Linked DNA regions of Homo sapiens: region 2 is linked to region 1. A link is a loop called in an ENCODE intact Hi-C map of the cell type or tissue named here. Cell type or tissue: B cell. All regions are shown on one strand. Links, peaks and the distances in the headings refer to the core of each region. The heading gives the core; the rest is flanking DNA. Region 1 has its middle 15 kb from the start of FAM181B. Region 2 overlaps DLG2 (discs large MAGUK scaffold protein 2).

Region 1 (12,832 bases), core at 3,032-11,031:
AGAATGTGATGACAGAGAGAATGAATGAATGAATATGTGATTAGATTCCTAGCACAGGGCTCAAGATCCATTTATTACCTCTAATAAATGTTGTGGGTTGAATTGTGGTCCCCCTCAAAAGATAGTTGAGGTCTTAACTCCCAGTATCTCAGAATATGACCTTATTTGGAAATGGGGTCTTTACAGAGGTAATCAAGTTAAAATGAAGTCACTAGGGTGGGGGATAATCCAATATGATTGGCATCCTTATAAAAAGGGAAAATTTAGACACATACACAAAGGGAAGACAGTGTGAGGACACACAGGGAGAAGACGGCCATGTGACTAGGGCAATGCATCTACAAGCCAAGGTATGGCCAGGATTGCCGGCGACCGCCTGATGCTGGAAAAGCCAAGGAAGGAATCGCCTCTAGAGCTCTCAGAGAACTGTTGGTCCTGCTGACACCTTGAGTTTGGACTTCTTGTCTCTAAACCTGTGAGACAACAAATTTATAGTATTTTAAGCCACTCAGTTTTTGTGTTCTTACAGCAGTCCTAGGCAATTAAAAATACAGCAAATAATGAAGATCAACACAAATACAAATTAATCCTATTTTTTGTGCCACACAAGGCTTCGTGTGCTTAAAAAGGACCTATGTAACCTTAACCACATTTATTTTATTTTAGTGAATACCAGGAAAGGGGCTCCGTACAGATGTAACAAAACGTCTAAAAGCTGCCTGTAATTTGAGGGGTGGACTCTTGGCAGCAAGAATGCTGGAGAGCCAAATGAGCAATTCCATTCCTGCCCAGGCTTAGGTAATTATGAGGCATATCTGGCAGAGTTTGAGTGTAGCTACTTCTTAAGCTCTCTGAGGCTACTGTCGAACCTTATCACATCCAACTCCACTCAGCTGCAAATACTCAGCACCTGGCCAGTAAGAGCCTGTCCTAACAGTGCATGGGGAATCTGTTCCTCAGTAAGAGGTGGGTCTAAAGGCCACCTTGGTATCCAGCAGTGGAGGGAGGGTGGGCGGGCGGGGGAGAAGCTGGCAAGCAACTGTGTGCTCTAGATGGTGCAATTTTCCCCTGTCCCCTTTATGTGTGCTGTGTATGACACGGCTGCTGCCCTGGTTTCCACTGAGGTTCAGCTGAGTTTGGAGCTCTCATGGGATGCTGGGATCACTTAGCTGGGGCCTGGAACCCTTCTTCTTCCCTAGGGTTCAAGCTTGTGAGTGCAGCCACTGTGTGCCTCCTGTTTACTATTGTACACCCAGAGACTACTTGTGTCTGACATACAGGAACTAAAATATTTGTCATATGAATGGACAGTTGTCTTTGCTATCGGCAAGATCCTATCCTTTCTTGCTGCCAGATTCACTGTGAGCTCAGGATACTGCTTCAAGGGAATCAAACATGCCTTGGAACTAGAGTACTGCCTCTCATGTGGCTCCCTTTCATGGAGTCCAACAACTCTGAGTGCCTCCCCTGCCCCTCCTCTTTGCAAATGCATGTTCCAGTCCAGCTTAAAACAGGCCCAAGTCCCACTTGCCTCTAGGACCTCATGACTAATTAGCTTTTCAGGTTCCCAGCCTTAATCATATCTTTAGTCTTGTTTGGGTTTCTTTATACCATCCACCTCACAAAAGACCCCATCTTTCATTTCTCAGAAGGAGTATTTGTTAAAGTCAGAAATTGCTGGAATTGTTAAAAACACACAAAATTAGCTACATGAGTCATGGTTCTATTTGTTTGGCAACAGTATAAAAATAACTTTATTTTTCTCAAGATAGAAAATAGTAGTAAAGAAATGTCAGCCTATCTTAATGGAAAGACCTCTCAACAAAACTAAATAATTTATGTGCTCACATGCCATTTCCATCAAGCTTGTGTGGCCAAGGCTGCTGGTTTATGACATGCAAAGTCAGAATGCATTCTCTGGTGGGAGCAGGACTGGAAGAATGCATAGAATTTGGTGAACAGCTTGGACAGAGGAGACATTTCTGGTGAGGGAAACTGCCTGGGTGAGGGGATTCATTTATAAAACATTAATTTAATTGTTTATTCAAACAACTTTATAGAGCTTCTCTTTTGTGCCCATCATGCATAGGTGTGAATATGCAGAGATGAACATAATACAGGTCCTAACTTCGAGTGGTACCTAAGTTTGTGGGACAGAGAGACAACCAACATATAATTATAGCACTGTGTGATAGGTGCTGGACCCAGGGCATAAATGAGGTCCTAGGGGAACAAGGAGAAGCTCATAACTCTGTGAGATGCTCCAATGAGTGATGTTATCTTTCTTTCATTTCACACTTTTTTATTAAGCCACCCACTTAGGGCAGGTATGGTGCTAAGTGCTGGGGATATCATGATTGGAAAGATGGGCAAGGAAATGGACATGGTGTGTGATAAAAGTACAAGAGACTGGGCATATGTGCTATGGGGAAAGGACTAATAGGCATTTGCAGAAATCTGATGTGGTCCAGGGTTGGCAAATGTATGGCAGGAACTACTCCTTACTCCTGTAGTCATGCCAGACATTGTTAATTCAACAGGGCACTCTTGCCTTCAGAGCATGAATTCAGTTCTATTTACTACCATATGCCTAGGTTAAAGCCCATTTTCCATCTGGCATTTATTTAGTCAGTGCCACAAAACAGATCCAATGCTTGAGGATTGACTCACACTGTCCAAATTCAGAAGAGATTACAGTTTATAAACTGTAAGTCCTCTTGCTAACATTCAGTGAGAAACATAATCAGTTTACTCCTGACCAGGAAAGACCTTAGGATCTACCTATACAGATGGCATGCAAATGAGAATAGCATGCAGTGAGCAGGGACTTGGAACAGGAGAGGTAGTATAACTTGTGCAAACAACTCAACAATTTGGGGGCAGCAATGACTAGGTTTCTCTTACGTTCACACAACGGCTCAAGCACCTACCTGCCTTTTTTGTATAGAGCCTTAGTATCTCTCCCTACAGTCTTCCCCTCTCCCCAGGGTGTGCCATAACCCTGGAGGTTTATCCAGTCCACCAGATAAGTCAAAACAGGGGACTCAGGCTGGCTTTGTTCTTCAAGTGAGTCTAGGACTGGGGTCGCTAAATCTGCTACTATCATTGTTTGTCATGCACCAGAGGATTGTACAGATCATCACTGTGCGAGCGAGCATGGCCAAGGAGATGAGTGGAAACTGAAGTCCAGCTCATGCTTACTCTAGTGTCACCAAGCCGTGCATCCAAGGAAGGGGAAGGCTTTTTGAAAACAAATTTGCACAAAGACACTATAAAGCTGGTGGTGGCCCTGAGTCACCACTGAAAACTGGTCCTACCCAGAACAGACTTGGTGGTGCCAGCAGCTCCCATTTGCTGCAGAGGCCCCATGTGCATTGTGGGAAGATGATCTCCTCCTTTGGGGCTAGGCCCTAGGAGCACTGGGTCAGGGCTGGTTTTGGCACCTGTGCCTCTGGGACCCAGCACCATCAGCACGCCTCTTCTTTTTCTGCGATATACTTGGGTCATCAGTTTTTTTCTTTTAAATCCTTTCCCTTGACTATGGGGCTCCTTGATTCTAAGGGAGGCCCTGTCAGTGTTCACAATTTATTTCCTGTTCCTGCCTATGTGATTCTAGCTGGCAAATTTTCTTACTAAACAAGAGCTCCCTACTGTCTAGTAGTGGCTGCTGTTGGTGGGTCCTGGCTACATTGGAAAAGAGGTTTGCAGGTTGGGAGTATCTTTGGCGTCATTGGAGTTAGACAGAGCTTACTGTTAATTGCTGCTTTTCCCTTTTAGCTACATGCCCTAAACCAGAGCTTTAACTTCCTCTCCTGTCAGATGGCAATAATGATATGGCACAGGGTTGTGGCTGTGTTAGATGTCATATGTAAAGCCCCCAGCATTATACAAAGACCCTCGTTGAATAAGAAGCCTCAGGAGAGAGCTGAAAAAGAGCCTTGAACTTCCTGGTCCCTCTTTTGCATCCAATGAGGAAGAGCTCTGGGTGCCCTGGGATTTTCATCTCAGGATTTAAAAGGTACTGGAACCACTGCCATTGAAAACATCCTACCCCTCCACAATGACCCGGAATCCGTGACTAACTGGCCCCTTCATATGAGCTGGTTTGTAAAGGAGCAATGGCAGAGTGAGCCTTTACCCCAGAAGACGAAACAATACCCCACACAAAGGACTCGCAGCAGCCTGGCAGGAATGGTGCATCTTCCCAGCGTGTTTGGAGTGTCTGGTTCTTCTCCTGGAGGGGAGCGGGCCTCCCTCCGAGGGCCCAGTGGTGGGTGGTCAGCTTTGTGCTATGCGAGTTCCAGGGCCCCCAAGATCTGGATGCAGAGTGCTGCTCAGAATCTGATCTCTTAATCAATTTTGCCCATAGCAACAGGATTTCAGTACATGGCAGGGGATAAAGTGGCCCAGAGGAACTCAGGACATATTTGAACAGTAGCCCAGAACTTGGACGGTATCTGAATCACATTGGCACAGGTCTGGGTCATGGGTTGCTGCCAGAACATCGTAAGAAAAGCCAATCTTGTCCATATAATGGCATGAGGAAACAGGAAGCGCTGCAGCATGACTTTATTATCCTTCCTCTGAGCAGGGCCACCGTTCAGCTGGGAGGACCTTACCTTTGTTCCTACAGGTTTCTACAGGTTACACACCAACTGCTGAGAGCAAGTTGAATGACAGTAAAAGGTGGTGAAACAACAACACAACAGCAGCAGCTACAAGAGCCGCCTTGGACCTGGAATTGGCACACTGCAGTGGTCACCGGCCTAGACTGAACCGGTTTAAATTTCACTCTGCCTTTTCTTACTGATGCCATTTTGTAGACTTACCGAACCTTTCTAAGCATCAGTTTTCTCATCTGGAAAGTGGGAATAACAATATTCCCTGCTTTTCAGGGTTAGTGTGAGAATTAGAAATCAGGTAGGTAGCTACTGCTGAGGGCCAGGCATATAGCAGGTTCCCAGGTACTGGTAGATACTGTTATTTCTAAGACCTGGATGTAACCAATGCTGATGCTCACTAGTGCTGGATAGGACAGTCACATCATCATTTCTGAGTATCAGTGTTCGTTCTCATCTCTAGAATGGAGACATGTGATGTTTCCACATGGTGGTTGTGAAGATGAACTGAAATATAAACAGCCTCCAGCATAGCATTTGCCAAATGCAAGGCCTTAGTAAATGTCAGTAGGATCTGAAAATCCAATGGTTGGAGAATAAAATCTCCCCTTTAGCTATGAATTTATTTCCATTTCATCTGGAGTCTGAGGAAGATCCAAGTCCTGTTATTTATTTAACTGTATTTGACTGTGTTTAATACTTGTAGCTGACTTTTAGGTCACTTTGATATTTCCTCTGAGATTTTCATCTTCCTTTGGCTAAGAGGCAAGTTTCAAACAGAAGAGCAAACCGTGGACTTCTAGTGCTGGATCTTCTTTTGGAGAACAGAATTGTCCTCAGTGCTGCCTGTGATTCTGAATCTCCTGGGACAAGAGGAGGACTTGAAAAACAGCCCAGTTCTTCCCCAGACTCACAGATGTGACTGATGCAGCTGGGCCTGGGGTGAGCACAGTTGGAAGCCACTGCTCTGTCCAGATGCTTCTCACAGAGGCGCCAAGGACTGGCCACACATTCTCTTACCTGCTTGCTCCTCAGTCTCCGTCAATGCCTTTATGTTTCTGTTCTCTTTATTCACGTAGTTGACAAAATGCACAACGAAAGCATGCAAAAGACAGAGCTAATCTTGACATTGGCGAAAATTATGGTTTCATGTTTAAAGAAACTATAGAAGAGATAAAAGAAGTCTTTTCTAAATTTAAAAAGAATTTAAATATTTATACTTTGTATGTGACCATAAGCGGAGAGAATTGGCCCTTTTGTTCCAGAAAAGTAATTGGTGTTAAGCCTGAAAATCTAATTTTAACAGGGAGATCTGGAAAGGAGAGTTATAGCATGAATGCTGCCAAGATGAACAGATTGCTTCAACCTCACTAGATTTTAGCATTTTTCCCCCTCTATAGAATGAAGATAGTGATGGCAATGCTTGTCTTGCTTTCATATGCTGTTGTGAGAAATGAGGAAGCCAAAGCATTGGCAGTGTTTTACAAAATGCAAAGCACGAAACCATGAAAAGGATAACTTGCCTCGTGACCTCATTGGGCAAGTTATTTGACATTTTAGTCCCTTAGTTTCACCATCTGCAAAGTGGGACCCATAATGCCTAATGCTGGCCTGACTGGGATGTTATGGGGACAAAAGTAGACGGTGTTTGTAAAGGCACTTGGAAAAGCAGGACACCTGTATTAAATTAAAGTAGCAGTGTATTTTCTATTTAACAGACAATAAAACAGGTACTGTGAGGCCACATTCCACTGAGCTTTCTGAGCAGAGCTGCGCCTCTGGCCAAGCCTTCTGGGCTCAGTGTCTCTGCTTCCAACGGACTTCCCCATGCTCTGCTTAACAGCACTGACTTCTCTTTTATCTTGGTTGCCAATCCTCCCGAGGTGGAGGCAGGCCCAGGTCCATTCTTGGGGTGAGGCTAGGAAGAATAGGGCCATTTATAACTCTGCTCAGATGACTGGAGAATCCTTTCAAACTGCTTGGCTGAAAAGCATCTAACAAAAACTTGGGGAATCCAAAGGCCTAAAGAGCCATCTAGTGGTTGCACATACAAACGACGCTGGCTTTTGCCAGTAACTTCACTGGAACAGAGATAATGGAAAGGGATTTTATTTTTTTCCTCTCCTAAATTTGTGCCTGCCCGGGCAACCATAGAAAAGGATTGATGTAAGTGTCCACTGTCCCTGCTTGTAACCCTGGACTTCAGAGTGATGTTGGAGGAAAACTGGGAACCTCTACAGACTTGAGCTGCTACAAAGCCTTGGTTTCCTTTCTCAGCTCCTGGCTTGCAGTTAGTTGTGTCCATGTGACTGAGTCTTTTTTTTTTGTTTTGAGATGGAGTCTCACTCTTGTCGCCCAGGCTGGCGTGCAGTGCCATGATCTCGGCTCACTACAACCTCCATCTCCCAGCTTCCAGCGATTCTCCTGCTTCAGCCTCCTGAGTAGCTGGGATTAGAGGCACCCCCAACCATGCCTGGCTAATTTTTGTATTTTTAGTAGAGACAGGGTTTCACCGCGTTGGCCAGGCTGGTCTCAAACTCCTGACCTCAAGTGATCCTCCCGCCTCTGCCTCCCAAAGTGCTGAGATTACCATGCCCGGCCTGTGACTGAGTCTTAGGTGATGGAATGTGAGCGGAAGTGATACACATCACTTGTGAGTCTGGTCCATAGAACTCTCTACATAGAAATCTCCAAGTCATTTGTCCTTTTGTGGTGTGATGCAGATGAGCATGGCAGTTTTGGGATTCATGTGTTGAAGATGGAATCACAAGATGCAATGAATCTGGGTCTTCAAGTCACCACTTGGAGGAGAGCTACCTGTCCATGAAGAACACCTCTTTTGGACTTTCCATAGCAAGAAGTAAACCTCTAAGTGTCTTTGAGCTATTATGCATCTTTGTGTTTGTTTGTTTGTTATACCATTTAGGGTTACCTTAACGAATATAGTTGTTGTTAGTCAAGTTAACTATGAAAATCAGAGACAGATTTACCGTGAAGCCAATGAAGCTCTAGCTTCAGGGATCTTCATTTGCGTAGGCCCTTTCCAAGGTCCAAGGTGTGCATGTGAGGAAGTGGGTGGGGGGGGGGGTCCCCTGGCAATGTGTTCTCATGGTTATGTTTTGTGAAATTTGCAAAAGTAAGATATTTTCAACTGCATGCAATTGGTTAGGTGTGCTGCCTCTTTCCTTGTCAACTTCCGCTCCATCACATTTTACTCTGTGTTGGATGGCGTTGGGGAAGCATGGACATTTTGGGGACCCAGCTCAGGGAAGTTGAGTGGGGATACATTTAGTCTGAGTGTAGTTGTTGCATTGTCGTGGTTTTCTGTCTCTTTCATGCAGAGTTATTGCTAGCTGTTCTGGTATAAGAATGGTTTCCAGGGATAGTACTCTGCCCACTGTGCAGCTGTGAAAACATGATGCAAGGTCAGAGGTTGTACTATAATAGAGTCTGTTCAGGGTGCCTGGTTCAGGGAAAATGTGAGCAGAGGGGAGAAACAAGGCTTGAAATGTATGGAGTCAGAAACTAGTCTATAGAAATTTCTTCTAATCCATTCTGATGTGTAAAATTGTAAGCAGAGAATTTAGTTCTTATTGATGCTTTGTCAAAATTGAATTTCATTCCTGTCAGGACACACTTGGTAATTTTTAAAACCATATACAATTTTAAATATACTTTATATTTTATCTCCTTTTTTCATGGGACTAGCTTAGTTGATAAAGCTTGAATACAGCATTTAAATTGAATTTCCAAAAGATATTCTGGAATGTCTTAATAGAAAAAGGAGAAATTATGGATTTTTGATTTGGACCTTCTTTGACACTTTAAATTTAGCTATTAAAGAACAGAGAGAAAATTCAGATAAAAGTAATGGAATATTAAAGAAAAACAATTAATAAGAGATAAAAATAAGAAAAGACCTGACTTTAAGAAGTGAGTTGTAACAAAAAATTCTTCAGATAGTACCCAGCACAGTAATTCATTAGAGGAAAAGATAAATTGCAAATAGAAATAGTTAGTAGGCTCTTGGATTACTTGGTAATCCATTTACTGAAGAGGAGTAAATCATATGCACACATCAGAAATGATTTCAATTTCTTGCTGATTTGGTGTAAAATTCAGACCCATAAAGCTCACAATACGCCACTATGGCAAGAACATCAACAACAAACTGGTTAATGAGTGTAATCAACTCAAGAATGATTTAAGACTAGCCACTACATAAGAAAATTTGAAATACAGTGAAATCTTACAGTTCAAATATGAAAGAATTGATAGACCTCTTCCCACATATAACAACAATTCTAAAAATTTATATGGCACAGCCAATTACAAATTGTGAAGGTGAGAAACACTTTCTTAAACTATTAATCACCCATGCTAGAGGAAAGACGAATAATTTAAAAAATCAATCACTCATGCTAAAGGTAAGACAATTTTATATTCTCTCTATTGAAAATGTTATACAGCCATTGTCATCATATGAAGGGGCAGTTACAGGCAACATAGTCAAAAGTCCAGGAGAAAAAGCAATTAATAAAAATACAATTGTGCACTGCATAGCATTTCAGTTAGTGTCAGACTGCATCTAGGACAGTGGTCCCGTAAGATTATAATATCGTATTTTTACTGTACTTTTCTATGTTTAGATATACAAATGCCATGGTGTTACAATTGCCTACAGTGTTCAGTATAGTAACATGTTGTACAGATTTGTAGCCTAGGAGCAAAAGGTTGGACAATATGGCGTAGGAATGTAGTAGGATATACCAACTAGGTTTATGTAGCACACTCTATGTTTGCAGAATGACAAAATCACCTAAAGACACATTTCTCAAAATGTATCCCTGTGTTAAGTGACACGTGATTGTATTTACTTTTCAGTATTTTGAATTTTGGGATGTTTGGTACCTGATAGATTTTATAATTTATTACTTTTTTCATTTTAAACTAGTATTTAGTTTTGTAATTAATTTTGTGCTCTTTTTTAGTCATTTCTTGAGCTCACCCCTAAAACTGTGTAAACTTCATGTTCACAAAATCCAAGTTTGCTCTTGGGACTGGAACATACCCATGGCTCGCAGTGAGGCTGAAGTTTCTCGGGAGACTAACTTCAGTGGCCTGATCAATGGGCGGCCTTGGCAGGAGGATGGAGGGCAGGAGAAAACAGTTTGATTTGCCCATTTCCCTGCCTCCCCGGCACTGGCTTCTAATTCTGGCAATAGCTGTGTCCTCTTTGGCTGTACAATGGTGTTTTATTGCTGCCTAACAAATCACCACGTTTAGTGGCCTAAAACAACACTCATTTATTAGTTCGCAGTTCTGTAGGTTAGAAGCCCTGGTGGGCTCAGCTGGCTTCTCTGCTCTGGGCCTCAGAGGCCTGAAATCAAGGTGTTTGTAGAGCTGGTTCTTATCTGGAGGCTCACGTGGAGGTGAGGATCTACTTCCAAGTTCATTCAGGCTGGAGGAATGCAGTTCTTGTGGTTGTCGGACTGAGATTTGCATTTCTTGGCTGGCTGTCAGCTGCAAGGAAGCTCCACACTGCTCCTGGAAGCTGCCTCTATTCCTTCCCACATGGCCCTCTCTTTATCTTCAATGGACCAGAAACGTCACATCAAGTCTGTCTCACAATTTGAATCTTTCTGTCATCTCCTCCCACTTTCCTCTTCTGTTACCAGCTGGAGAATGTTATTTGCTTTTAAGTGCTCGTGTGATTTGAGTGATGTACTTGGATAATCTCCCTTATTGATAAAGGCCATTAGTGAGATATAACATAACACAATGACGGAAGGATTCCTCATCACACTCAAAGGGTGGGGACAGGGTTTGGACTCCTGGGGACATTCTCAGGAATTCTGCCTGCAGCAGGCTGCGTTTCCTGTTTGGTAGCTTAGCGGTTCCAGCTCCGTCCAGGGTCTCTAACACTGCTTCTTGCCTGTCTTCCTCATGCCTGGGCGTGGTAAAGGCGTCTTGCTGTTTCTAGGCGCTGGGTCTTCACCATCCCTCAGTGGCTCCCTTACCTCCGTCCACACATCTGTAAGTAGTATTTTTTTTGTGAAACTCTCTTTGGTTTCTCCCTTGGAGCATGTCATCAGTTTTTGGCTAAGACTGTGACTGATAGAGCTGGGAAAATATATTTTGGTAAGAAGCCATAATTTTGTGTTCTCTTTATCCCTTGAGAAGATGTTAGATCTTAGACCTGAGGCACTCACAAGGGAAAATAAGGAATTTCGCATCGATGGCCTTTGAGAGTGCGAATGTATTGTTTCAAAGGTGCTGAGAATGGAATCTGGTAATTATATCAGACAGCGTGATTCAGACAGCACTGGGTGTGGGCTCAGATTTCTTATGTTCAAAACCTGACTCCTTCATTTATCAGCTGTGTGGGCTTGGACAAGATGCTTAACCTCTATAAGTTGCAGCTTCCTCATCTGAAAAAGAGGGGTATTAAGGATATCTCCCTTATTGGTGGACTAAATCCATGCAAAGCACTTCGCAGTGACTGGTGCATAGCAGGCACGTAGTCAATGATGTTGTTGTTATTGGTATTATTTGATATCGAGGGCTACTTTGATGAAGAGTTCCTCTCTCACTGATTTGCCAGTACCAGGCTTGGTTAAAACAAAATTAGCCTGTTTCATCTTTAAGCTGTTTGCTCTTCGTCGTTCTTGCTCTGTGTTCTGATCATTATATAGAGATTCTGAAATTCTGCTATAACAAAGAGATATTTTGTATTTCTTTCACTCTTCCGTTTTTACTTATTTTTGAGGATATAGAAACACTTATTTACTTAAATCCAATGCAATCTGCGGTGGGGCCCACCCTGGATGTTTGTACATCTTTTAAAGCAAATTACGATAGGAAGAGAAAATACTCAAAGATTACAAAGGAAGCTTACCACCTCCCTTGCTTTTCCTAATTTATGATTCAGAGAAGCCCCCACTCTATGAGGAGAGTTCCCACTAAGTGAGTAGTTTTGCCAGTCTAAGACTAATAGAAGCCTTTAGAATCCCTGACCGGCAGCATCAGTATCACCAAGGAATTTGATAAAAATGCAAATTTTGGAGCCTGCCCCAGATCTAACATAGAAATTATGACAGTGGACCCAGCAATTTGTCTTCTAACAAGCCCTCCAGGTGATTCAGATGAACTCAGAGTCTGCAAACCCCAGCATTGACACAGGATTCAGCCTTGCTTCAGTGTATTAAACTACCTTGCCCTTGGGAAAAATCAAATGCTATAACCTGTCCACCTTACCCATCTGGCCACTCTTACATTCTCCTTCAAATGCTCCATTCACAAAACCTTCTTTTCTTTTTTTAGGTTGGAACTTCAGTGCAGAGGGTTGAAGTAATCATATTCTTCAGTTGAAGGTACATCATCATCACTGGTCTCTGCAAATCTCTTTTCTTTTATATATGTATACATATATTCATCTGTTCATTCATTTGTTAATTCCATTTTCATTCCTCATTCTCCACCCCACCGTGTGTGTTTAATATGTATCTTCTTGGTATGTACTCTTGTAAAATGCATATTGTTTTGTGTATGTGTATTTTTATTCACATAAGTGGTCCTGTGTTATATATCTTGTTTCATCCATTCTTTCCGCCACTCATCACTGTATTTTAGAGACCCATTTGAGTTGTTCTGTGCTCATCTTATCTACTACGTCTGACTGCTCTGCTCCAAGGTAGACACCTACTATGTTTTACCCAGTGGACACCCAGATTGCCTCCAACTCCCTGTCTCCACAAATAATGCTGTGATGAACTTCCAGCCCGAGGAACAGCAGCCTAAACTAGTCTGAGGAGGCACAGCTATCTGCTAACATAGAGGGTCTCACTCAACAGAAGTCTGTTTGCTCAGGGGGTCTGAGGAACCTCCTAAAAAGCTTCTATCCCTAGGGAAAAAGACGCCAAGCTGAATAAACTTGACCCAGCAAGGAGGACTTGGTAGTGTCTTCTCTTTCAGTTTGTCTCCTCATGTAGTTCCCACTGGTTCTGGGTCTATGTTCCTTGGAAAGAAAGAAGTGGGTGGGAAGAGGAGAGAGGCTGTGGACCTCACATGCTAGTTGCCCGGCTTTGTTCCTGAGCACAGGTGAGATATGTTCTGGGGATTCTTAGAAAGACTCTGCAGTTACTTTGCAGGAATTGAGTTTGCATATATAGATGGAAGAGAGAAAGTGTCGAATTTGGATTTTGACGGTCACT
Region 2 (12,832 bases), core at 2,425-10,424, 1.0 Mb before region 1:
GACTGGATAAAGAAATGTGGTACGTATACACCATGGAATACTATGCACCCATAAAAAAGGAATGAAATCATGTTCTTTGCAGGGACATGGATGAAGCTGGAAGCCACCATCCTCAGCAAACTAACACAGGAACAGAAAATTAAACACTACGTGTTCTCACTCATAAGTGGGACCTATACAACAAGAACACATGGACACAGGGAGGGGAACAACACACACCAGGGCCAGTCAGGGGCTGGGGGGAGAGGGGAGGGAGAGCATTAGGACAAATAGCTAATGCATGAGGGGCTTAAAACCTAGATGATGGGTTGCTAGGTACAGCAAAACACCATGGCACATGTATACCTATGTAGCAAACCTTCACATTCTGCACTTGTTTCTCTGAACTTACAAAAGAAAAAAAGAAAGAGAACTGAGGTAGGGAAATTACATAACGCAGAGGGCCACTTGGAAATAGCAGAACCAGGACTTAATGCCGATGAGTATACTAACTCAACAGAATAAACTCATAACCACTAGCCTATCTATAAAATGAGCTTTATTTAGATGTTTTTGACCCTTGCTAATTTCTGTTTCATCATCTAAAATTTAGGGACCTAGTAAGGCCCCCTTATTGGAAATAATCATGCTGAGAAAGGAAGAATGACCCCTATAGGTTCTTAGTTGGAACAGACCCCTGGTTTCATATACACATGGGCGACAACCAGGGCATGAGTAATTCTCAAAGAAGTGACTTTGAAATTCAGCTTATGTAACATCTTCAACGAGAAACAGCAAATTTTTAGAGAAGTGACAAGATGAAGGAAAAGGACTTTGAGTCTCTTCAGGCACAGCGAGCAGTTTGTAGGAAGCCAAATAAATGGCAGATAAAGGCTACTTAGTAAAGCTTGTTAATGTAGATTCTCCTGGTACCATGACCAGGCTGATGAGGGTCCAAAGTTGTGTTCAGTGGTTAACCTTTGCTCTCCCTGGTAGAAAAGCAGGGATGGGGGGAGAATACCTTTGTCTTTGTAAATCTATGTGCTGCTTTTAGGAAAATGGAGGGCAGAGAGTTTTCCCACATCTGCTTCTTCTTGATTGTCTTTAGCTCAGTAATTCTTTATATTTTGGGGAGGCATATTCCGGTCTCCCACAATCATATACATTATAGCTTAAGTATATGTTCTTAAAATTTGAAATATTGTATTATAAATTTTCAACAAGTGGAAATGGTTAAGTAATTTACAAGGTATCTACTCAGTGAAATTTTAAGGAGTTATTAAAATGTTTCTGACAAAGAGGTATTAACAGGAAAATGTGTGCAATTATAGCAGATGAAACAGTAAAGTGAACATTTTTTTGATATAGTGTGACCTTAACATTGTAAAAAAAAAAAAAAAAAAAAACCATAAAAAAACACCTAGAAGGAAATGACAAATATACTCACAATGATTGACCCTGAGTAGCAATATCTATTTTGTTCTAATATCTTTTCTTTAAAAATCTCTTGTATTTTTACTTAGTAAACTCCAATTGTTTCTACAATTAAAAAAAGTTTGTTTTGTTTTATTTTTGGTTCTATAAAGCGGTTTACTTTTCTGATACAAGTGACTTGGTTTCTGATCTGACGTTATTGTGTATAAAGTATCATGCTTTCATGCTCACTCTTCTTAAATGAAGATATATTTTAATGGTCATATGTTCATTTAGCAATAAATGAATCTGTATAGAAATGGGCAACTCAGATTCACTATAAAACATTCAATTATTAAGATGCACAAAGACTGCCAATTCAACTTTGCCCAGACTGGAGTCTAATGTATAGAATCTCCACTGAATTTACTGCCACCTTCATCAATTCCACCGAATTGACTGCTGCAGAATTTTATCTGCAGCCCTGCGAACTATGATCCTGTATTTTTCAGCTCACAGAGAATGGTGAAGGCTGGTCCAGCTGGTTTGAAGAACTTAATGCAAGGTGATGTGATTTATAGTCCATTTTGGAAGGTCCTCCACATGTGTACTATCTCCAGGCTCATGATTTAAGTACCCAGCTGAGGAAGAGTAATTCCTGTATTATTAGACTTGATTAACCTGAGGAAGCTTGGAGTGCTTCATTTTCAGGAAGGCTCGGGCTGTCCCACACGGAGATTGTATGCTTGAAATATGCTTTTGAAAAACTCTACCTTTGTTTTTCATTCAGTAACTGTCACAAGTACCACAGGAAACTTCTGCCTAATAAGGTCCACTTCCCTTCCTTAGCTTTAGATTTGAATGAAAGATGTCCACCCCACCATTAAATGTTGTATTTAGAGTCATTTGCAGAATAACTTACAATATTATCCTTAGTGGCAATGAACGTCCAAACATCAGAATTTAAACCTTTAACTTTGCCTGTTAAGCAGTTGATAAATAAGAAATATATACTTTACAGACTTACACATGTCTTTCCTGGGTGGGACTTTTTCTTACCTAGCATTGTCTAAAATAATTTATTAAGATATCTTCACAGTAGCATATCTTGGAACTTACCTAGTGGAAGTAACAATGCTTATAATCATGCCTGCATTGTAGAAGGAAAGAATTTTAAAAAGAAAAAAGAAAGAAAAATAAAACAGGACAACAATATTCTACCAACCTTAATTTATTCCTGGGCAAGACAACTGTGTATCACGGTTTTGCAAACACTGGCATAAGTGCTGTTAAATCCCTGTTCAGTTGTAAGTTAAAGTGCAGGGACCAAATGGATTCCCAGGAACTGAACCTATTTCAAGGAGGAAGGCCCTGTGATTTAGGCCTAAGACAAGAGTGTTGCTGGCATGACATTGCTGAAAGCAGGGGAAGAATGACTCCTTGCCCCAGAACTGCTTAGATGTGTCCGGGATTTGTGCAAAGTCCTTTGTGAGTTATTCAAACCAGGCCATCAGAAATGCTATGTTGGGTCATACCAGTGGAACCTTCAGCCAAGCAAGGATCCAAAACATTGCAGGATAGTGTGAGAAATGCTGGAATAACAGGCATATAGGAAATGCTATGGGAATAGTGGGTTGGTCATTATCTCAGTCTGTGAGGTTTGGAAGGATTCCCAGAGGCAGCAGTGTTTGAGTGTGTTTTAGAAGAATGAATAAAGTGAGTGTACAAAAAAGAAGAAAGAGCTGTCTGTATAAAGTCACCAAGTTTTCTAGGAAGAAGATGGTGAGAAGAGAGGCTATTAGGGAAGCAAAATTGTGAAGGTGTCATGTGCTTTACTAAAAACATGGGCTTTGCGCTTTAGTTGATGGGGAGTCAGCAATGGATTTGAACAGAGAAGAGACAAGATCAGGTGAGCATTTTAGAAGGAGTCCTCTGACTGCTGGTGTGGCTAATGCACTAAGGGAACGTGACATAAGAGGGAAGGAGCAAGTTTGGAGAGAGTAGCATTCATGACAGTGGCAGTGGCAACAGAGGGACATACAGAGTAGAGAGACATTTTGGAGGTAAGATTAATGGGATTTGGTGCCTGATTAGATGTGGAGGTTTGAGGCTGAAGATTCTAGTTCATATCACTACAATTGTGATACCACTAACCAAAGACTTTATGCCCTGTAAAATCCATGAATTTGGCTGAACTCTCCAATCTATAGTATGACTTCAGCTGTATAATAGTTCTGTGGCCTTTAAAATTTGAACTAAACTTTTAACTTTACAGAGAACTTCCTTTTGTTTGATCTCACTAAATTTATAGTTTGATAGATGAAAAAGCCAAGTGAAAATAATCTGACTAAAATCACCGAAGTGGATTTTTCGGAGGTTGGACTAGAACCAAGTCTCCATGTTCCCTAGTCTTAAACTTTAAATCAAATAACAAATCTGATAGCTTTGCACTCCATCCACTCCACCCATTTTATATTTTACATGGACTATATTAAAATTGGAGAGACTTTTGAACAGAATAGGAAGCAGGGAGCTTTGGAAAAGTCACAAAGAAATCCTGGGAACTTTTGGGAAGGAAGAGGTGTCCAGTAGAAGGCAAAGGGGAGCCAAGTAATAATGACTCTTCCAGGCTTTCCAGATGTCAATATTTGCATTACTCACAGTCCAAGGGCACCTGTTGCACCTGAATCCACTGAGTTTTCCCTATAAACCTCTCCCCTGTGCACCACATTAGCCTTGGGTGGTGGGGAGTGGAAGGTGGAGAGGGACCAGCTGATAATGGCTGTGAACAACAATCACTGTGGCCTCTACATAGGACAGACTCTGGAACCCTGGGTCCCTCAAGTCTCCTGTCTGTTTAAGAGGTCCCTTACAACTTACTTATCGGCATCACCCTCAAAATCTGTCCCTAGGCAATCTCAACCAGGGAATGAGTGGACTGTTGATTGTGTTGAATAAAATTATCTATGTAGACTATGTAGAGGCTATGAAAATAAGCTTGTTCAGTTTGAAAAGTGATAGGAGCTGCTCTTATATTGTTAAAACAACACTGAATCTCAACCTCAGTGAGCAGAGGAATTGGAGAGTCCTGATCCCTGAAAACCAGAAGTTCTCTACTAGAAGTAGTAGAATCATTTTGCAATGGTGGGAGAATCATTTTCAATTATTTTTTATCCGTGGTGGTGATTGGGAAGAGGTAAGACACCTGTCTTAGATGCAACAGGCATTTGTGGGCAGGAAGAGAGTGTTCATCTGAAGGGGTCATTATTGTCTTTCTAGGAGCCAAAAGGGGCATGCTATCAGGATGCCTGCAGAGAAACGGAAAGTCTTCATGATACTCCTCAAAGCACTGTTTGTTTGTTTGTTTGTTTGTTTGTTTGTTTGTTTGTTTTCAGGCAGATCTGATGTCTCTCAGGGTCTGCAATAACTGACTTGCTGTCAAGATTAGCTTCCACTTGTGGCTGACCTGTTTGGCAATGGTCAAATACCTGTGTCTAACAGAGAGATGGTCTACAGGTCTACACTTGTGCAGCCCTTATCTTTTGGGGGGATTTGATTGAATACCTGCCTTCCTGCCTGGCTCAGTGACTCATCTGATTTCCCATACCTCCTTGTCATTTAGACGTATGATTGGCAGACTCAATAACCAATCATAAAATAAATGAGCAAAATACTGCTTTGAAAGAAAGTTCTTTTTAAAAAACTTTTCTCCTAATATTTTTGTGTGGGGAGGGAAGGAAATTCATATAGAAAAATACAATCCCAAGCTCGTAGGTGTGGTTTAAACAGACCTTGTTTAGTTTTATGATTTAACCTAAAACCCTGGAGACTTCCACAGCTTTCAATCCCATCGAGGGAAGCCCTTTGTCAAGATTAGTTAGAAATGTTAGTGTTAACCCCATTTTATCCCTAAAAAACACTTTTAAAATGTTTTTAGTCTCCAAGCAATGAGCAGATTCAACTTTTCAGTGCTGTTTTCCTAGTGATCATTTGTTTCTGATGAATACATTCACAGCTGATTTTTTTTAAAAAATAAAACATTTACACTTAGATGACTTTGCATCTCAGGTGAGCTTGATTGACTCCTATTTGAGGGACTTTTTTTTCCCTCATAGGGTTTTTTAGCCTGTGCACTGCTCTTTAAGTGTTATAAAGTGAAATAACAGGGAAAAATGAGTGGGTGGTTACCATGGTGACCACCACAGCTGATTTGGGTAGCAGTAGACCGTGCTGGGAAATAGTGCCTTGTTAAACCGAACTGCAGTGATAATATTGAGAGGGAAAGTGAAAATGTCTGAGCTCCGCTTAATCAAATGACCAACCATTAAAACATGAATATCAACATCTGTGCTTTGGCTTCAAATGCATATATAGCACACATCAAAACAAAAGTCCTTAAGCGTACCTGGAAAATGGTTTTAGGAAGGAATCTAAATCGTCCTGGTTTCCAAGTTTTAGCTATTCATCCTAAAATATTAAGAAAAGCTTTAACTAACAAAGTCTTGATGTTGGCATTACAAGTTTTCCTGGTTCAAATTAAATGAAGACAAAGATTAATTTCTGAGATTGAGAGGACCTTATTTCTTGACTTGGTTTTGCCACGCAAAAAGGTGAAATTAGTGAAAGTCCGCCTCCATAAACCTTCCCTTTTTGAATTTTCTTCCCACCTAAGGGACGATTTAAGCAGGCATTTCCTGCCTAAGGGGAGCCAGCAGATTCCAGCCTGCAGCTGAAGAATTAACACTACGCTGTGAATAACTTTGTTTACTCTCTTCCACATTTTAAAAGAAGATACCAGACTACCACTTCAGAGTTGGAATTTCAAACACCAGCAGCTAGCTGGGAGGCAGGATTGAATTTGGAGATAAGAATTCTTCCTGGCGTCCTTCAGCAGCCTCCCCAGGCAGGTTTTCACCTCTTCGACTTTTCCAGGACTAAGCCTTTTTAACTGAGAAGAGAAAGAAAAAGAGGTGAGTGAGATAGCCAACATCTGGAAAGTGATTTGTTACAGCGTTTAAAACGGAGAAAATAATCCCATCTTTCAAATTGGCTTGTTTGTGTTGCAAAGCATCTCAAACTAGCTCTGCCACTAGCCTGGGAAGGTAGCCCTACCTGCTTCACTCCTAACAGGCTTTGGCCACCACTCAAGAGCGTCAGGAGGTGTGTGCTGGCCAGGCGGAGTTTATACACCAAGCAGCTCAACCAGGAGGAGGGAACAGAGCTGAATTTGGGAAGCAGCTGCCTGCTATGCTGAAAACCCCTGGAAACTTGCTAAAGAGCTGTGGTGAGAATCATGCTGCTTTTCTCAGACCCATTTCTCTTGACAGACCATGTGGGGGAGGTGTGGCCAGTAAAATGAAAAGAGGGCAGCAGATTCTCCTCCCTTTCCTTCCTAAAACAGCCTTTCCCTGCCGTTTGTTAGTAGCCACTGCTTGCAGGCATTTTCTACAGTGGCTCTGTTTTCATGTCTGTTGCTATCTGTGTTCTGTGAGAACAACAATCAGTGAATTTTTATCCTCCTTCAACTAAATGCAACCTCAGAATCACACTCTGAGTTTGATTTACCACTGGCCTCTTCAGCAGGATTATCTCATGTGAACTGCTAGACTCTTGATATTCTCTCTCTCTCTCTCTCTCTCTCTCTCTCTCTCTCTCTCTCTCTCACACACACACACACACACGGAGAGAGAGATTGATTAAGGAATGTGAAATATTTGCTTTAGACTTAAATTGGTTCCAGCAATACCTGGATCCACATTGATTTCAGATCAGACATTTAATGTATGCAAGTCCTGTTCAAACAGAAACCAGAGAGCGTGCTTCGGGAGAGCCTAGTTCTAATCCAGGGAGCCAGGCTTATGTGTGTGAAAGAACCAGACAGACTTGAATGTTGAATTCTGCTTTCACCAATCATAAACTGTGCAACCTTGGGAAACCATTTTATTTTACGCGTTCAGTTTTCTTATCAGTAAAATGGGTAGTACGTTCTGGTGGTTGTTTAAAGATTAGTAGTAGTATATGGAAAGCTAGACTCTAACATCCTCCAGGGGGCACGGTTACCTTATTTTGGGCCACATAGTTAAGTAACTGGAAAGGATAATTTTTAACAATCATAGCTTCATAGTTAAGAATGTCAGCTCAGATTATTCTGCCTGAATTCAAATCCCAGCTCTCTCATGGTTAGCTGAATAACATAAACCTGTAAAATGATAATGGTAGTAGTAACTATTTTACAATTTCTGAGGTTCATGCTTTTTATTTTTACTTATGTATTTATTTTTTTTGAGATGTGATCTCACTCTTTCACCCAGGCTGGAGTGCAGTGGTGCGATCTTGGCTCACTGCAACCTCCGCCTCCCAGGTTCAAGTGATTCTCTCACCTCAGCCTCCTGAGTAGCTGAGACTACAGCCATGTGCCACCATGCCTGGCTAATTTTTGTATTTTTTGGTAGAGACAGAGTTTCACCATGCTGGCCAGGCTGGTCTCAAACTCCTGACCTCGGGTGATCCACCTGCCTTGGCCTCCCAAAGTGCTGAGATTACAGGCGTGAGCCACTATTTCTGGCCCCCCAAGATAATGCTTCTTTGGTAAAACCCACAGCATTGCACCCAGCACAAACTAATACTCACTCAATGTCAGCTGTTGTTATTATGATGCAGGAATCTGACTATGGAGCTAGGCAGTTGGCCTCCTTCGACTAAATTCACCTCATTTGTTGTTTTGTTGTTTTCAATTTAATTATTTATTTATTTTTATTTTTTGAGAGAGTTTCACTCTGTTGCCCAGGCTGGAGTGCAGTGGTGCGATGTCAGCTCACTGCAACCTCCGCCTCCTGGGTTTAAGCGATTCTTCTGCCTCAGCCTCCCAAGTAGCTGGGATTACAGGTGCCCGCCCCCATGCCCAGCTAATATTTGTATTTCAGTAGAGATGGGGTTTCATCATGTTGGCCGGGCTGGTCTCGAACTTCTAACCTCAAATGATCTGCCCTCCTCGGCCTCCCAAAGTGCTGGGATTACAGGTTTGAGACACCACCCCTGGCCGTTTTGTTGTTTTTTAAATGAGAAGTTGGACAAGATGAATCCTAATGAACCTTCTACCTCTTAGTGGCTTTGTTCCTAATTGCATCCACATGCATGTAACATAGCCACACATCTTTCTGGTAGGGGCCATAAATAAAATTTTTTAAATGTTTTATGATGGAAAAACAGTGCAATGTAACATACGTTCTGGACTTAAAAATCATTGCCAGCTCATAAAGCCAGATGCGTCATTTCATATGCTCCTATAACTGTATTTCCTTAAGAACATATATTGTCACAGCCCCTGATGCTTCTTTGCATTTCTGTGGCTCTGGGGACTAAGAGACTTGCATCCAAACATTTTGTACTGATTTTAAGAAAGTTTATTCACCTAAGTTGGCTGAAGGTGGCACTTGTTAGCATTTCAAGTTTCTGTATTACTTTTGAGAAGGAACTTGAACCTGTGTCTCTGCTTTCTGTTGGCAATTAATATGTATCTGGCATTACAGCTGAGCAGTTGGCAGCCAGTTTAAAAACCAGCCTGGAGTCACTCCCCACCCCGCCTCTGGAGGTGAGGAGGTAAACTTGCTGGACTGGAGAGATTTGCATTTTCCTCAGAGTTGGAGCTCACCCCCATCAGTACTTCCTTTGCTACTTTCTCCATATCCCCTACCAAATTTACTTCCCACAACTCCTCTACAGGCTTTATGAGTGCCTTGAGCTAGGCTAGCACCCTTATTAAATAGAACAATCACAGATTTTTAGAATTAATTGTTGCCGTAAGACCACCATGAGGGTAGGGACCATGTCTTCTTATGCTTGGCACTTAAAACAGGAAAATTCTTACTTTGCATGGCAGTGGGAGACCATAAGAATGAAACCATAATGATCAATGAGAAAAACTATGATTGACCCATAAACTTTCCAGTTTTTTGTCAAAACGTTAAAAATTATCTTTTTGTTAGATATATAGGGAAATAAAAAATAGTAAAATAATATTTTATTAGTATGCTATTCTTTAAAATATTAGAAACAGTGAAAATTATTATATTTCTTTGGAAAAAAGAGTAGTTGGAATAGTACTTGCCTTTTTCTTCTTGTCAGTCATATAACTTGTGATACAGAGCAAGTATTTTTTATATGCCTTGGCAAACTGTCACACTTTTTTCTAATCATCTGGCAACCTTTTATCCTTTGCACTTTGTGTTTTGAAATACCTACAAGAGTTCTTCAATGTAAATTTTTTTGCCAGTATCATATTCTCTGGGACATTTTCATCCTTTATATCCCAGCCACCTTCTTTATTTATATTCATAAGTTTGCCTTCAGTAAGTTCCTCTGGCTGCATATGTGGAATTTCTCAATGAGCGTTGAGGTCGACATTCCCATAGTCAGCTGTATCTTCTATAATTCGTTGTCGCATCTAAATTTCACTTACAGCATTATAACTTTTTGTTTTCTTGCTGTGCTTTCCTCATTGCTGACAAAGTCCCTCTTTGAATTATCCATTTTTGTAAAATGTCTGTGGATTTATCACTGGAGACAAGGAGGCAAAACAAGTATGCTTTACTGTCTGTGTTGTGAAGTGAATAGCAGGTGCTCAGTGACCAGTCACTGACAGACCTTGAAAGAACTGACGTGAGTCACTGATGATGATGCGCATGTGTTATTGTGTAGAAATTTGTGAATTGAAGAGCTAGTAGCAGGTTTGTGCCTTATGCAATCACTCATACTTAATATATTGTGGTAGCTAAAGTTTGAATTGTGTTGTTGGGGGACTGGAACTACTCAAATCATGGTAATGAAAATTCATGCATATTGGAACCATGCAAATAAAAAATGTCTGTAGTTACTCAATAGTAAGGGTCTGTTAAATGAGTTAATTAACTTGTACGTTCACACTGATCTGGTTTGCAGTCTTATAGTGTCCTTTTAAGTGTCCTTATAGCTTGGCCAACTGCTATCCCCCTTCTCTTCTCACCTGTATAAGATGTCCAAAATAGCTGGTTAAAGCATGTCTATTAAAAATCTCCCTTTGAACAAGTCATTAAATTCTGAGCCTCATGTTTCACATGCTAAAGGCCCAGATTCTTTCTCATCAAAATTTTCCCTTCCTCAGTACCCAGCTCCTCACCTCTGAAAACAATTAATCAGATTAGTTGATTCACCCCCAGATACTCAAAGAGCTCTCAGGCTCCCCAGGGTAGGTTGGTTTCTTCCCGCGGTGAGAGGAATCAGCATGTGGCAGAGAAGTTCTCTCAAATGCTGCCTTCACAAGGGCTATTCAGACCTGGTGAGCAGCAGAAGAGAGGGTTCTTGAGTTAGAGAAGCTTCTTCCCTGGCCCTACTCTCTGGTAATTAAAAAAAAAAAAAAAAAAAAAGGGAGGGCTGAAGAAGGGAGTCAAAGATAATCCTAAACTTTACTTACTCTTTCATTTCAATGTGTTAATATTCAAGACGGACTGTGAATTCTGGAGATATGTAAGTATTTACAGTGTGGTGGTTACCAGCATTGGCTTTGTCAGATATGGGTTCAGGGAGAGATCCATCACTTCTTAGCTCTGTGAGCTTTCCCAAGTTACTTTATATAGTCTTTACTAAGCCTATGAAGCTTTTAGAACCTCATTCTTCCATCTGTAGGTTGTAATTATTATTTCCCTGGGCTTTTGAGAATCTTGAAAAAGGTAAAGAACACAATACACTTGGAGTACCTTTTGTAGTGGAAAAGCTTGAGAAACAGAAATGGTTTTAGCTTCTCAGGCATAACTTACATAACTTAAGTGAATGTCATTCTTTTTTTTTTTTTTTTTTTTTTTTTTTTTTTTCTGAGATGGAGTCTCACTCTGTCACCCAGGCTGGAGTGCAGTGGTGTGATGTTGGCTCATTGCAACTCCGCCTCCTGGGTTCAAGTGATTCTTATGTCTCAGCCTCCCAAGTAGCTGGGACTACAGGCACGAGCCACCATGCTCAGCTAATTTTTTGTATTTTTAGTAGAGATGGGGTTTTGCCATGTTGACCAGGCTGGTCTCGAGCTCCTGACCTCAGGTGATCCGTCCACCTCGGCCTCCCAAAGTGCTGGGATTACAGGCGTGAGCCACTGCGCCCGGCTGAAAGTCATTCTTTTTACTAAGATTTTCTTATTCACAGTATACAAGAGTTCTGGATGTGGAGATAGCATGTAATATACAGATTCACCTTGATGGAAGTTATCCAGTCTGTTTGTCGGGAACAAAGGCTAAGACTGGTGTTTTCTCCTGTCTCCTTATTGACTGTCATTGATGATTAAGAACCTGTATTATATTCTTTATAGAGTCAGTCCCCCAAATTCTTTTGGAACACCTCCTGCTATAGTTTTGATATTTTTGCCCGCCAAACTTCTCGTTGTAATTTTCTCCCACTGTTAGAGGTAGGGCCTAATGGGGGCTGTTTGGGTCCCAGAGGCAGATCCCTCATGAATAGATTAATGCCCTCCCTGGGGTCACTGAGTAAATTCCTTCAGAGCTGGTTGCCAAAAAGGGCCTGGAACCTACTTCCACCTTGCCTCTTTTCTCACTGTTTGACTTCTGCACATGCCCGCTAACCTTCCCCTTTTGCCAGGAGTGGAAGCACACTGAGGCCTTCACCAGAAGCAGATGCTGGTGCCATGTTTCTTGTACAGCCTGCAGGATTGTGAGCCAAAATAATCTCTTTATAAAGTACCCAGCCTCAGAATTGTTTTTATTTTTATAACAGCACAGATGGACTAAGACATCTCCTTTGAGTGTGCTCAGAGGTATGTTCAAATCTCTCAAGATCAAAACACTCAAGTCACATAGTGGCAGGGCGTCTCTTCCATTTCTGCTAATAGTGATGTCTCCCCTGGAAAAAGCAGCTTGCTTCATGGGCTTCTCAGTCCTCTAACACTGCATCCATTACAATGTGTCCCAAGTGCCATATGCATACACCTACAGACTTTTCCAGAAAGACACCAAATAAGAGTCACTGTTAGGCCTGACTGCTGTGTGGGCCATGGCTCTCAGTTCTGGCTGTGCAGGGTATTTTTAAACTGTAGCTCCTTTCAGGGATTCTCACTCAGTAGGTCTGAAGTAGAGTTGAGGCACCTGCATTTAAAAAACGTTTCCCAGGTGAAGAATGGGCAGGATTGAGAATTGCTGCTCTGGTGCCTATAGGTGCTGGAATCTGAGATCAAAACTAGTCCCAGCTGCAGTTGTCTGGACAAGAATGTGACCTTCACTTGCCTGGTGACTGGATTGGGCTAGGAGATGCAAGCTGGCCCTACGGTGTATTAGAACCCAGTTGCTCCTTATTCTTTTTACCCCAGGGCAACATTTTCTTCAATATTGTCTTCTTAGAGAGTAATCCTACTCATCTTGACTTAAGTTTTTATAACAGCTGCCTAACTGGGCTCCCCAACTTCACC

The links. A loop is a pair of places that touch in the nucleus more often than their neighbours do. Peaks named below come from ENCODE experiments on the same cell type or tissue, not always from the same donor. Only the 100,000 strongest peaks of a DNase experiment are listed, where the experiment ranks them.
Region 2: it touches region 1 in a loop (4-fold over the local background); 4 of 110 quality-filtered maps call a loop at or near these places.

The regions. Positions count from the first base shown.
Region 1 is chr11:82,712,229-82,725,060 of GRCh38, reverse strand. No RefSeq gene overlaps it. Among named protein-coding and RNA genes, the nearest start is that of FAM181B, 15 kb to the left of the region's middle. In B cell, for the core only: CTCF peaks have their summits at 6,461 and 6,666 (motif pointing left); a DNase peak (open chromatin) is centred at 6,660.
Region 2 is chr11:83,718,700-83,731,531 of GRCh38, reverse strand. All of the region lies in intron 18 of DLG2 (discs large MAGUK scaffold protein 2), which reads left to right. DLG2-AS2 (DLG2 antisense RNA 2) reads right to left here. Exons shown (of 12, transcript NR_187249.1): 11 at 10,547-10,702; 12 at 6,142-6,340. Among named protein-coding and RNA genes, the nearest start is that of DLG2-AS2, 87 kb to the right of the region's middle. In B cell, for the core only: a CTCF peak has its summit at 7,392 (motif pointing right); DNase peaks (open chromatin) are centred at 5,601 and 7,441; H3K4me3 peaks cover 713 bases; H3K27me3 peaks cover 614 bases.